2 separate regions of the Mus musculus genome follow, and region 1 is linked to region 2. Evidence: chromatin loops called from intact Hi-C (ENCODE). Cell type or tissue: left cerebral cortex. All regions are shown on one strand. Links, peaks and the distances in the headings refer to the core of each region. The heading gives the core; the rest is flanking DNA.

Region 1 (5,495 bases), core at 306-5,305, 830 kb before region 2:
CTTCAAATTGCAAATACTGGGTAACTTCTCACAGCCTTGGGAACCGAATTCTGCACCTCCATTTTGCTGGGGGGCATGCGGGAATGGAGGGAGAAGTGTAACTGCGCCAGTCCTGCGCTCAGCTCTCCACACCCCCTTCCCTTCGGGAGACCCCGCCCTTTTCTCCCAGCCAAACCACAAAAGGCCTGACAGTGGATCGGGCCTCGGCGCCCCGCCCCCGCCCAAACGTCGCAGTGCTGCAGGGGCGGGCGCAGGGCCAGAGAGGGGGCGGAGCCAAGCGCGTCTCCACTCTCCTCGGCCAATCCGCGAAGGGCCTGGGAGAGAGCTTGCAGGCGCCAGGCAGAGAGACAGCCCCAGTTATTTTCCCTTTTTCTGCCACGTCCAACCATGACGTAGGCCTACTTCTAGGACTGCGATTGGATGCGTGCTTTTCCCCCTGCAGAGGGCCGTGAAGTCTATTGGCTGCGCCCTCAGGGGGCGGGGCTAAAGCGCTCCCTTCCTCCGCCTCCTTCGCAGCGCAAGGGGCGGGACGCGCCGCCGCCGCCGCCGCCGTCACCACCTCTGCTTCCGCCGCCGCCGCCGCCGCCGCCGCTGCAGCCGCTGCGCGTTCGGCGGGGGAGGAGTCGGAGGCGGAGAAGAAGGCGGTGGTGGCGGGTGGAGGATCGAGCGCTGTTCTCGCTCTGGAGCCGCTGCACATCTCGGTGAGGGCAATTTTTATTTTTTTCTCTCTCCATTCTGGCTGATTCTGTCAGAGCGGATCTGGGTGAGGGAGCCGCTGCCCAGGCGCCTCGGCTTCGGGGGTCTCCGAGGAACGGACCGAGCCGTGGCCGGCCATGGTGGGTGGGGTTGGCGACTGAGAGGCCTCCGGCCATCCCGCCCGGGGCCGCGCTCTAGCCCGAGCCGCCGCGCCCGCCGCCCGCTCGCTCCCGCCGGCTGTCTGCTGTCCTTGGTGCCCTGGTCAAGGACCCGGCGCCTTGCCCCTCGCGGCCCGCCAGTGCCGCCCACCCTCAGGCCCGCCGCGGAGGACCGTGGCGCACTAGGCCTGCGGGGCCCCTGCCCGGCCCGGCACGGCACGCCTTCCATCCCTGCCTCCCGGATTTGCGTCCTCCCCGATTGTCACCGAGGCCCAGGCACCCTGTCAGGCAGTGCCAGTGGCCTACCGTCTTCTTGGTCAGCGTTAGGCCCCAGCACGCCTGTCAGAGGCACCTTCAGGGCTCCCCTCCCCGCCCCCACCCGCACCTCCACCCCCACCCCAAGATGCCTCCAGGTTTATCATTTTTTGCGCACATTAAAAATGGTGAGTTGAAAGCTGCCCAGACCAAGTTGAATAAAATAAAACAAAAAAAAAAATTGTATGTCTACATAGACAACTGCTTTGACGATCCTCATTCTGTCAAGTATACGATTCTTTTTTTTTTTTTTAAAGAGGCCTTACTCTATTTTTATCACGAAATATTTGCTATTATTTCTTTTAAGATGGCAGTCATTGCTGAAGACTTAACAGGTCATTTGATGAGTGTATACAGGAACGTAAAAAAATAACAGAAATAAACGTAACATGTTTGTGATTGTCTTCTGGATTTCATGTCTTTTTATATGAAATAATTTTATTCTTCTATTACAGACATGCACCCTCCGTGTAAAATTCAGCAGTATAAAGAGAGAAGTATTAAATAAATACTAATATGTGACTATTTTCATCCTTCAGTGCCCCACCAGTATTTCGGTTTGGTGGTCATCTTTCCAAGTGCTTTCACAAACGCATCTTGAAAGATACACACACATGCAGAGTTGTCTCCTTCAGGGATGGGGGTGAGGGCTATGCTGAGCACATTTGTGTAAAGCTTGCTTCTTCTAATTATATATCTTGGACATAGACTCCCGTTTTATGTAGGCCTCCCTAATACTTTTTCTATCTAAGGGTACATCCTATTTCTTTAATTTGATGGACTTTAATTAAGTATTCCTACTGAAAGCCGTTTCAGTGCTTGCAGTTGAAAGTTATGCTTTATACTAAAGGTAACTAACTCACGTATTGATTGATTGATGCTGAACTGTAAGCTCTGAATCGTTTATTTTAGAACATTTCACGGTGTGGAAGACTGTAATGTAAAAAGAGCAGCCCCCACTTTGCCTTCTAGTATATTGCCTCTATCCCAAGACTCAGACACTGTTTTAATAAGGGGGAAAAACCTGTGTGATCATTTCTGGAGCACAGATCCAGACGTACAGTTGCAGAAGTAAAGGGTATGAGTATTTAAATCTGACAGCCATCTAACCCTTATTATTACTCTTTTTAAAGATATTATTACTATTTCCTGAGTGTTTCTTCTAGGTGGTCTTCAGACCACTTGTGAGTTAAAATTTAAAAACCCTATTTTGAATAAGATTACACATAAATTCTTAGAACTGTTTTACAGTCTTAAGCCCCTCCCCAAACTGTTCTCACCATTTTATTCACATCTTGCTTTATATTAAAGCTTTAGTTACCCCTCATATATATCATTCCTTTTCAATATTCCCAGCTCCTTTATAGTTGTATTGCTGTAGTAGATGAAAACTTTAAGGTAACTTTGTTTTCCTGTCTCTGGCAATAAAAAAAAGCTTTTGATCCTTGCCACCCCCCCCCCCCCCCGTTTTTCATGGAGCTAATATTTGTATTTACTTGACAATTATCTGAAAGTATTTTTTTGGTTTCCTTTCCAGTTTTTATGACATTCTGACATTGCATTGCCCCTTAGGTGCTACATATTGTTGAGTAGTAGGGCTAATGCTACTAAGACTAGGGCTAATAGTTAAAATATGTCACTTTTTCTTTAAGGTAAATGCTTCTGAGGTTAGCATTAAATATGATTTTTCACAAAGCTTTTTAATAGTCAATATTAGGTTAAAATATGCCCTTCTGTTTTTAGCTTGCCCAGATAATGTTTTTGTTCTTATTTTTAAAAACATTTACTGAGCGTGTGTGTGCACATGTGTGTTGTTACAGCATGCTTATGGAGATGAAAGGACAACGTATGGGAGTTGGTTCTTCTGTCATGGGCTTCAGGATTGCATAGTGTCAGGCTTTGTGGCAAGCACCCTGACCTACCTGCTGCCTCTCTGGCTCCTCTTGCTGTCATTCTTAATATTTATAAAAAAGTAGTGGAGGTTAAGTTTTTTTTCTTTTCCTTCTTTCTTTTTTTATTTTTTGACATCTTTTCAACTATATATATGGTTCCATTTGGGTGTCACTAGTGGTTCTTATATACTAGTTCCTTAAAAGAGATTATCTTTTCAAAAAGTCAACTTTTTTAAATTAGAGAGTAAATTAGAATTAATGAAATGTACTTACTTAAGATGTACATCTCATTGTGTTTTCATAAAAGTATACTTTTATGTCTCTCTCTCTCTATATATATATATATGCACACACATTGTGTGTGTGTGTGTGTGTGTGTACATATAATATATAACATAGGACAATATTTTCACCTCTCTGAAAACTTCTATTCCTTTGAGGTCAACCAGACTTTGACCCTGAGCCCCGGGAAACCACTTACCTTTCTCACAGTATACATTGTTTTCCCTTGGTCTACTATTTCATATAAATGTAATTATTTCTTTTGTATCTGCTATTTCCCAGCATCATGCTTTTGAAGACCATTTGTGTGTGTGTGTGTGTGTGTGTGTGTAAAACTAGCTTCTGTTTTTTGTGAAGTAGTTCATGATAGTTGTTGATTTACTACTGTTTTAGTCATTTAATCAATGTATTTGGGTTGTTGCTGATTTGGGGTTGTTATTAATAAAGGTGCTGTGAACATTTATTCTGAGTTCTTATGTGAATTGAAACATTTTTTAACCTGGAAAATCTCTAGATGTAGTATTTATTGACTTATATAGAAAATGAATGTTTAATCATTGTCTCATGTTCCTTGTCTGCCAGTGACACACAGCAGTTTGCCTTACCCACACCCTTACACCCTTCTAGTATATGTATAGTAGTTTTACTATATCACACTGGCTTTTATTTTTTGTTCACATGTTTGTTATCTTGGTCTTTTCGAAAAGAAATCTGTTTTGTAGCTGAGGCTGTAATGAACTCAAACTATGTAGTTCAAGCTAGCCTTGAACTCTTAATCCTCCTGCCTCAGGCTTCTGGCTTCTGGGATCATTCCTGGGACGCAGTGAATTTTAACTTATATTTACTGGATGACTCATGATGCTGATAAGCTGGTCTGTGTCTTCATTTGTAAATGCTTTCTTCAGATCTTTCAGCCATTTTAAAACTCAGGTTATCCTAATGAATTTTAAAGCTTTTTAAATATGTTGTTTATATGGCTACACTGACAGACATGAAACACACATTTCAATATGAAGGTTTTTATGTTTTCTTTATTTCCAAACTATAAACAAGAGGAGGAGCTGAAGAGATGGCTCTGCAGGTAAGAGCACCTGCTGCTCTTCCAGAGGACCCAGTTTCAGTTCTCAGCACCCACATTGGTCTGCTCACAAATGCCTGTAACTCTAGCTCCATGGAATCTAATGTTGTCTTCTGGCTCCACAGGTACCTTCACTCATGTGGCAACACAAATAATTCCTTAAAAAGAGCTTTTAATGGGAATTAATTTGGCTAATGAGCTTCTTTTTTTTCCCCTTTTCTTTTTCCTGTGCTTCTGTGCTCTGAGGATTCTTTACCAATTGCAAAGCTGTACAAGTTTCCTCATGTTTTTGGCTATGTATTTAATAGTTTTGGCTTTTACATCACGATGCGTTACATATTCTGAGTTATATTTTTGTTTTATGATGTGAGAAAAGGTTTAAGGCTTGTTTTCTTATCCATTGGCTATGTCGTTCTAGTTCCATTTGTCAAGAACATTCCTTTTCTTATTCAGTTAAAAGTTAGTATACTAAGACCACAAATGTGATGTGTTTCTGGACTGTCCCCTTGATCTCTATGCCTGAAATTTTGAAAATACTAGATTATAGTGGCATTTACTTTGTAATAATTCTTGAAATCAGGAACGTGAACTCCTGAGCTCTCTTTAAGCATCACTTTGGCTCTTGGCAAGATGGCTTAGTGTAGTAAAAAGTGCTTGTTTCTCAAGCAGGAGGCCTGTGCTCCAGTCCCTAGCACCCACGTAAAAACTAGCCTCATGTGGCCATGTGCTTGTGATTCCTGCACTGAAGGATAGAAACAGCTAGAGCAGAGGCAGATGGCCACCCAGGGTTGGCTAGCCATCTACTCTACCCTATCAGTGAGCTCCAGGTCCCGTGAAGAGACTCTGTATACACACAAGGATACATAAAATGAAGCTCAAGAGAAAACGTTACCTGAGTTGACACCTAACCTTTCAACTAGAACTTTGTATACTGTTAATTAGAAATGGAGATTGTTTGCTATAAAAAAACAGTATTTTCACCCTTCAATGCAATTTTGTTGTAGCTTCTTGACTAGTAAACTTTGCATTGAGAAATTTAGTTTCTTAAAGTCAGTTTTTTTCCCTGAGTGTTTT
Region 2 (5,495 bases), core at 132-5,131:
TCTGAAGTCTGATCAACTTGCATGTTTTAGTTCCCCACCTTAGCCACCAAAGTCTGTCCTAAGGGCACCACACTAATATTCACAGAGTGGACAGACTGGATTTCAAGGTGTCAAACAACAGTAACATTGAGCTTGGAGCCTGGAATGTTGGAGTGTTTTTTCCAGCGTGTATACCTGTTTTCAGCGTGATACATGTTTTCAGCCCGCAATTGTGTGCAAAGGCAGCAGTATGCAACAGGTGCCTAGACACAGGAGTAGAATCAGTGTAGTCACCTAGCTAACGGATCCTTACTGGACTGTCACCCATCACCCAAGGGCTCAGGCCTCTCAGGTGGAACTGGTTCTTCCGTTCTCAATTGGCCTCAGTTTCCGAGTCAGGGCGATGGTGGGGTGGGAAGTGAAGGGGAAGAGCCAAGCTGAGCCTGGCCAATGGCAGCTCTTGAACTTACACCTCCAGACGTCAGCGCGGCCGTGGAAACGGATGTCACCCAGCTGGCTCGGAAGCGTCTCCATCCGCTTCGGGAGAGGGGCGTGAGCCCGGAGGCGTCCAGGCCACCTCCGTGTGCAGCCGGAGGGAGTGCGCGGCCCCGTCAGCGCGCAGCCCCGAGGTCCCCGCTTCTCCCCCGGCGGCGCTCCCGCCCCTGGGTGAGACCCGCGCGCCCCCGCGGGCGGCTCCGCCCCCTCCCGGAGCGGGCGGCGCGCTCCCGCGGCGACGGGCCGTGTCGCGGGCTCGCGCGCCGCCGGCCCAGCCGCAGTTAAAATGGTCCGAGTCGGGCCCGCGCTGCCCCCGCCGCGGCGCTGACTGACTGAACCGGCTGGCCTGGCCGGCAGACTCGCTTCCCTCCCTCGCGTCCCCACAGCTCGCGCCCGTCCTCCTCCCGGCTCCCCGGGGGGCAAAGCATGTAGCCCGCGTCGGGCACCCGGGCGGCCCGCAGCTGACGCCCACCCCCGCCGTCGCGTGTGCCGGGTGCGCGGCGCGGGCGACCCAGCCAGCGGCCTGCCCCGCCGCCGGAGCCCGCCCCTCGGGCCTCCCTCTCCCGCCCCGTCCCGGTCGCCCTCCTCGGGGCCTTCTATATGGGCCACCTTCTCTCGAAGGAGCCGCGTAACCGCCCGAGCCAGAAGAGGCCTCGCTGCTGCAGCTGGTGTCGCCGCCGGCGCCCTCTCCTCAGACTGCCCCGCCGGGCTCTGGCCAAGGCGTCCCCGCAGCCCGCGGCGCCCCGGAGCCGGGACTGCTTCTTCCGCGGGCCCTGCATGCTCTGCTTCATCGTGCACAGCCCCGGCGCGCCCGCCTCCGCCGGCCTAGAGGAGGAGCCGCCGCTCTCGCCACCGCCGCCGCCGCCGCGGGACGGGGCCTACGCCGCCGTCTCCTCGCAGCACTTGGCGCGGCGCTACGCGGCCCTGGCCGCCGAGGACTGCGCCGCCGCCGCACGCCGCTTCCTGCTGTCCTCGGCCGCCGCCGCCGCCGCCGCTGCCTCGTCGCCCGCGTCCTGCTGCAAGGAGCTGGGGCTGGCCGCCGCCGCCGCCTGGGAGCAGCAGGGCCGGAGCCTCTTCCTGGCCGGCGTGGGGCCCGTGCGCTTCCTGGGACCGCTGGCCGCCGTGCAGCTCTTCCGGGCACCGCCGGCGCCGCCGCCGCAGGCCGAGCCCGCCACGGCCCTCGAGATGGTTTGCAAGCGGAAAGGGGCCGGGGTCCCCGCCTGCACCCCCTGCAAGCAGCCCCGTTGCGGCTGCGGGGGCTGCGGCGGGGGCGGCGGCGGCGGGGGAGGGCCCGCGGGAGGAGGTGCCTCGCCGCCGCGGCCGCCCGATGCCGGCTGCTGCCAGGCCCCGGAGCAGCCCCCGCCGCCGCTCTGCCCCGCGCCCGCCTCTCCCGCCTCAGAGTGTGCCCCCATCGTGGCCGCCGCCGGGGACACAGTCCGAGCCGGGGGCACCGCCCCCTCGTCTGCCCAGCAGCAGCCCGAGAGCGGCGACGCGGACTGTCAGGAGCCCCCCGAAAACCCCTGCGACTGTCACAGGGAGCCGCCCCCCGAGATCCCAGACATCAACCAACTGCCGCCGTCCATCCTGCTTAAGGTGGGTCTGGGCGAGGAGGCGCAGGGATGCTCACTCCCCCCCCCCCGCCCCCCTAACCCGGCTCCCCCGCCTCCGAGGCTTTCTCTCTCCTCCCCCTGTGTGCAGAGGAGGGGGGGGGGTTCCCTGACAGCCGGGGGACGCCGGAAGGGGAGACTGGGAAGCCAGTGGGGCCTGAGCTTTCAGCCTGGTGTTGAAGTAGGAAAACTTGGAGGCTGCTGAATGCCTCGAAGTAGCTTAGGTCCTACAACTCGGGGTTCATGCATTGCATTGGCAAACCCCCCAATATAGATACTATACTAGATTCTGTGGAATATACACGCATTTCTTGAGCAAGTTGTATACAGTGGGCAACCACTTTGCATACTGGTGTTTGGAAAGTTTAAAAGTTTGATGGATGCTAGTCTAGTGGCAATAACTTATAGTAAGCATTTACCACGACCAGACACTGACCGAGTGAATGGCAGGCCTTGGTCAGTGTGTTCCTCTGTAGACATCTTTTGAGTGTACTGTCCCGAGGACTTGAATCCTCTCTCAGGGAGTTGAGGAAAGGTCTTCCTGAATGGGGGAAGTTGTTTGCTTGCTCCGGAAAACTTGCAAACCATTGGTTCAGAAGCTGATTTACAACTGGTGTGTGGTCTTTATAAGAAATCTGAGAAGCAGAGAGTGGCTCTTCAAAGGTCAGCTCTGGGAATAGCAGTTTTCCCAAGTACTTAATAAACCTGTTAGGTCTCTGGTTACTGCATTGTTCTGAATCAAATAAACTAGCCTCAGATTTTGCTACTTGTTGCTTTTACAACTTGAAGCAGTGTTACATACTGAAACTGCCGCTAGATTTTTATATGATCAGCCATTGGGTAACAGTTTCCTTACTTATTTTCCCTTTGCAATAATGGTCACCTTGAGCTAAACATTCAATAGGAGCATAATGTTTAGATTGTTACCTTGCTCTCAGTGAGTAAGCCTGTTTCCTTCCAAAATGTAGTAAAGGGGAGAACTTGTCTGACATCACCATTAGAAAGCCTTCTCTACAAGTCTTTTCCACTCTGATATGTCAGTAGATAGGAAGTCTTCATTTTGGTAGGTTTGTTTCAGTTGGGCTGGGTTAATGGTCAAGGTAGTTTCCGGAGGGAAGTTTGCTTGGTAGAAAGCCTGGAAAGTTTTAGGAAGGTAGGTTTACCTCATTTCCTTTCTAAGTGGGCTATGTGGTCTTAAGCTAATTACAATACCGAAAAGTGCTGTGTGTTTACTTAAGAATTATGTCAGTTGTTTTGTAGTGAAAGCTGTCAGAGTAGGGTTGTTACCTTGAGTCTTGGCGCTTCAGGTTGTATAAGATGCTGGAGAGAAGGGGTATTTAAGAACTACTTCAGATTAGCATAGTCAGTTCCAAAGTTGGCCAACCTTCTGGGGTATCCTCCCTCTTATCTACCACCTACATATTCAATTCCTTTTCGAAGTGAGTAAGCAAAACTAACCTAGATCCATGTGGATGGTGTCAGTGATGTGTGGGTCAGAAGTGCCATTTACCTTGACCGGAGAGAAAACTGGAGAAGTACTGGTCCAGACTTGTTTCAGCTCGGCACCTTGGACATGCAGAGAACAAATGAGTCCTTTAAAACTGTGCAGTCACTGAGATAGCTCAGCCTGGAAAGGCGCTTACCAGTGAGCTGATGACCTGAGTTCAGTTATAGGAACCAACATGATGAAAGGAGATAAAGCACTCCTGCAGGCTGTCCTGCCTCCACAGGTGACACACACACACACACACTCTCACTCTTCCGCATGTACACACACAGTCTTGTGTATATTTTTATACATTTGTGCACACACAGTGAGCATGTGCATACATACACTTTTCTATGTACACAAACAATGGAATGTAAAAACATTTTAAACTTTTAAAAAAAGTCACACAGATGACTTAGTTTCCTCAAATCTTTATTTTCTCATCTATAAAATCAGGAGAATGAGCATAAAAATATCGGAGAGGGGCCATGGTTGCATGACAAATGAGTCTTTTCCAAGGAAAACCAAACCTGTCCAACCATTTGAGCTCTAGAATTAAATAAAAGACAAATACTCAGGAGGATTTATCTTAGGAAACTGTTTAAAAAGTCAGTAGTGGAATTTTGCAGCTTCTTGGTAGGTGCTCCTGGCATGACCTACACAAGGTCTAGCTCAGTGTAGGACAATAAGTTAAAGCCAGTTGCTAACCAATAGCAGAGGACTTGGTAGGAAAAACTAAAAGGAAAACTCACATAAAGATGGCCTGAAGGTTAGTGCCACTTGGAGGAGTGGGGAAGGAGCTGGAAGTGGAGCAAGTAGCCAGAGGAAACGGGGGGTGGGGGGAAACAAGCAGGGATAATCTTTTCACACATCTTGGTTTATTACAACCGCATGTGTGGATGAGGGCCGGCAGGAAGGAATGGCCAAGGTGGATCGACAAATTGGCTAAGATAATTATCCCAGTAATTGTAGCACTTGGAGGCAGATGCTGGAGGATCACAGATTGGAGGCCAACGTGATCCAGACCCCATTTCATAAACAAAACAAAAGACAACACTGGCTGGGCCTTAGACATCCCTTGTCTGACCCGTACTCAGACTGACGAGCAGGCTAGACAGTTCAGAACCAACTTTCCAAGACACTGAAACAGCTATGCAGACACAGCAGTTTCCCAGGGAGCCAAGCTAAAGGACAAGAGGATACTAGTGGAACAGACACTTGCACCATAGCGAACAGATTCCAGAAGGAACAGGCCAGTTAAAAATAAAGAGACCCAGAAAGGCCCAAGTCTGTAGTTGTACTGTGTTACCTGAAATACCTAAACATTTTTGAGCTATGAGGAAAAAGAAAGCCGGGAGAAACTGACACCAAGAGGCTTCAAAGAATTCAAAAGGACTATTGTAAATAACAGGATACAGGATGTACATAGCAGAAGGAAAGGAGACCTTCATATCATGAGAGGGGCATATTGGCACTTTGACTCAACCGGTGGGAAATCTTAGCAATGAGGGAGAGATCATAGAAATGTACTCTTTTAGATGCTGCTATGAATAAGAGTTGTTTAATTTTATTTTTAGAATACTTACTACTATTAAAAGTGCTTGCTTAATTAGCCAGCCTCTGTGACGAGAGAGTTTTTTTTTTTTTTTTTTTGCATCTGTTTTATATGTCCACATAACAGGTAACGTGTGTGCAGGTCAGAGTAGGGTGTTCATCCTCTAGAGCTGGGACCTGCGCCCTGATCCTCTGGAAGAGCAGCAAATGCTTGTCCATCTCTCCATCTCCCCAGCCCCTGAACGTTGTATCCCCTTCCCCAACAAGCAGTTTCCCTTCTTTCCTTGCTGCTTTTTGCCTGGCCAGACGCTCCAGTGGGATGTTACATAGGATGCAGTGATAATGCGCATCCTTGTCTTGTTCCTGATCTC

What was found. Hi-C counts contacts between places; a loop is a spot of excess contacts. Peaks named below come from ENCODE experiments on the same cell type or tissue, not always from the same donor. Only the 100,000 strongest peaks of a DNase experiment are listed, where the experiment ranks them.
Region 1: it touches region 2 in a loop (5-fold over the local background); 4 of 42 quality-filtered maps call a loop at or near these places.

What each region holds. Positions count from the first base shown.
Region 1 is chr17:64,327,002-64,332,496 of GRCm38, reverse strand. It overlaps Pja2 (praja ring finger ubiquitin ligase 2), which reads left to right and starts at 614. Exons shown (of 10, transcript NM_001025309.1): 1 at 614-701. In left cerebral cortex, for the core only: CTCF peaks have their summits at 462 and 3,094; DNase peaks (open chromatin) are centred at 334, 1,077 and 1,785; H3K4me3 peaks cover 2,278 bases; H3K27ac peaks cover 1,290 bases.
Region 2 is chr17:63,495,597-63,501,091 of GRCm38, reverse strand. It overlaps Fbxl17 (F-box and leucine-rich repeat protein 17), which reads left to right and starts at 512. Exons shown (of 9, transcript NM_015794.1): 1 at 512-2,067. The coding sequence starts at 1,075. In left cerebral cortex, for the core only: no CTCF peak of the experiment used is centred there; DNase peaks (open chromatin) are centred at 494, 1,180, 1,946 and 2,229; H3K4me3 peaks cover 3,175 bases; H3K27ac peaks cover 2,185 bases.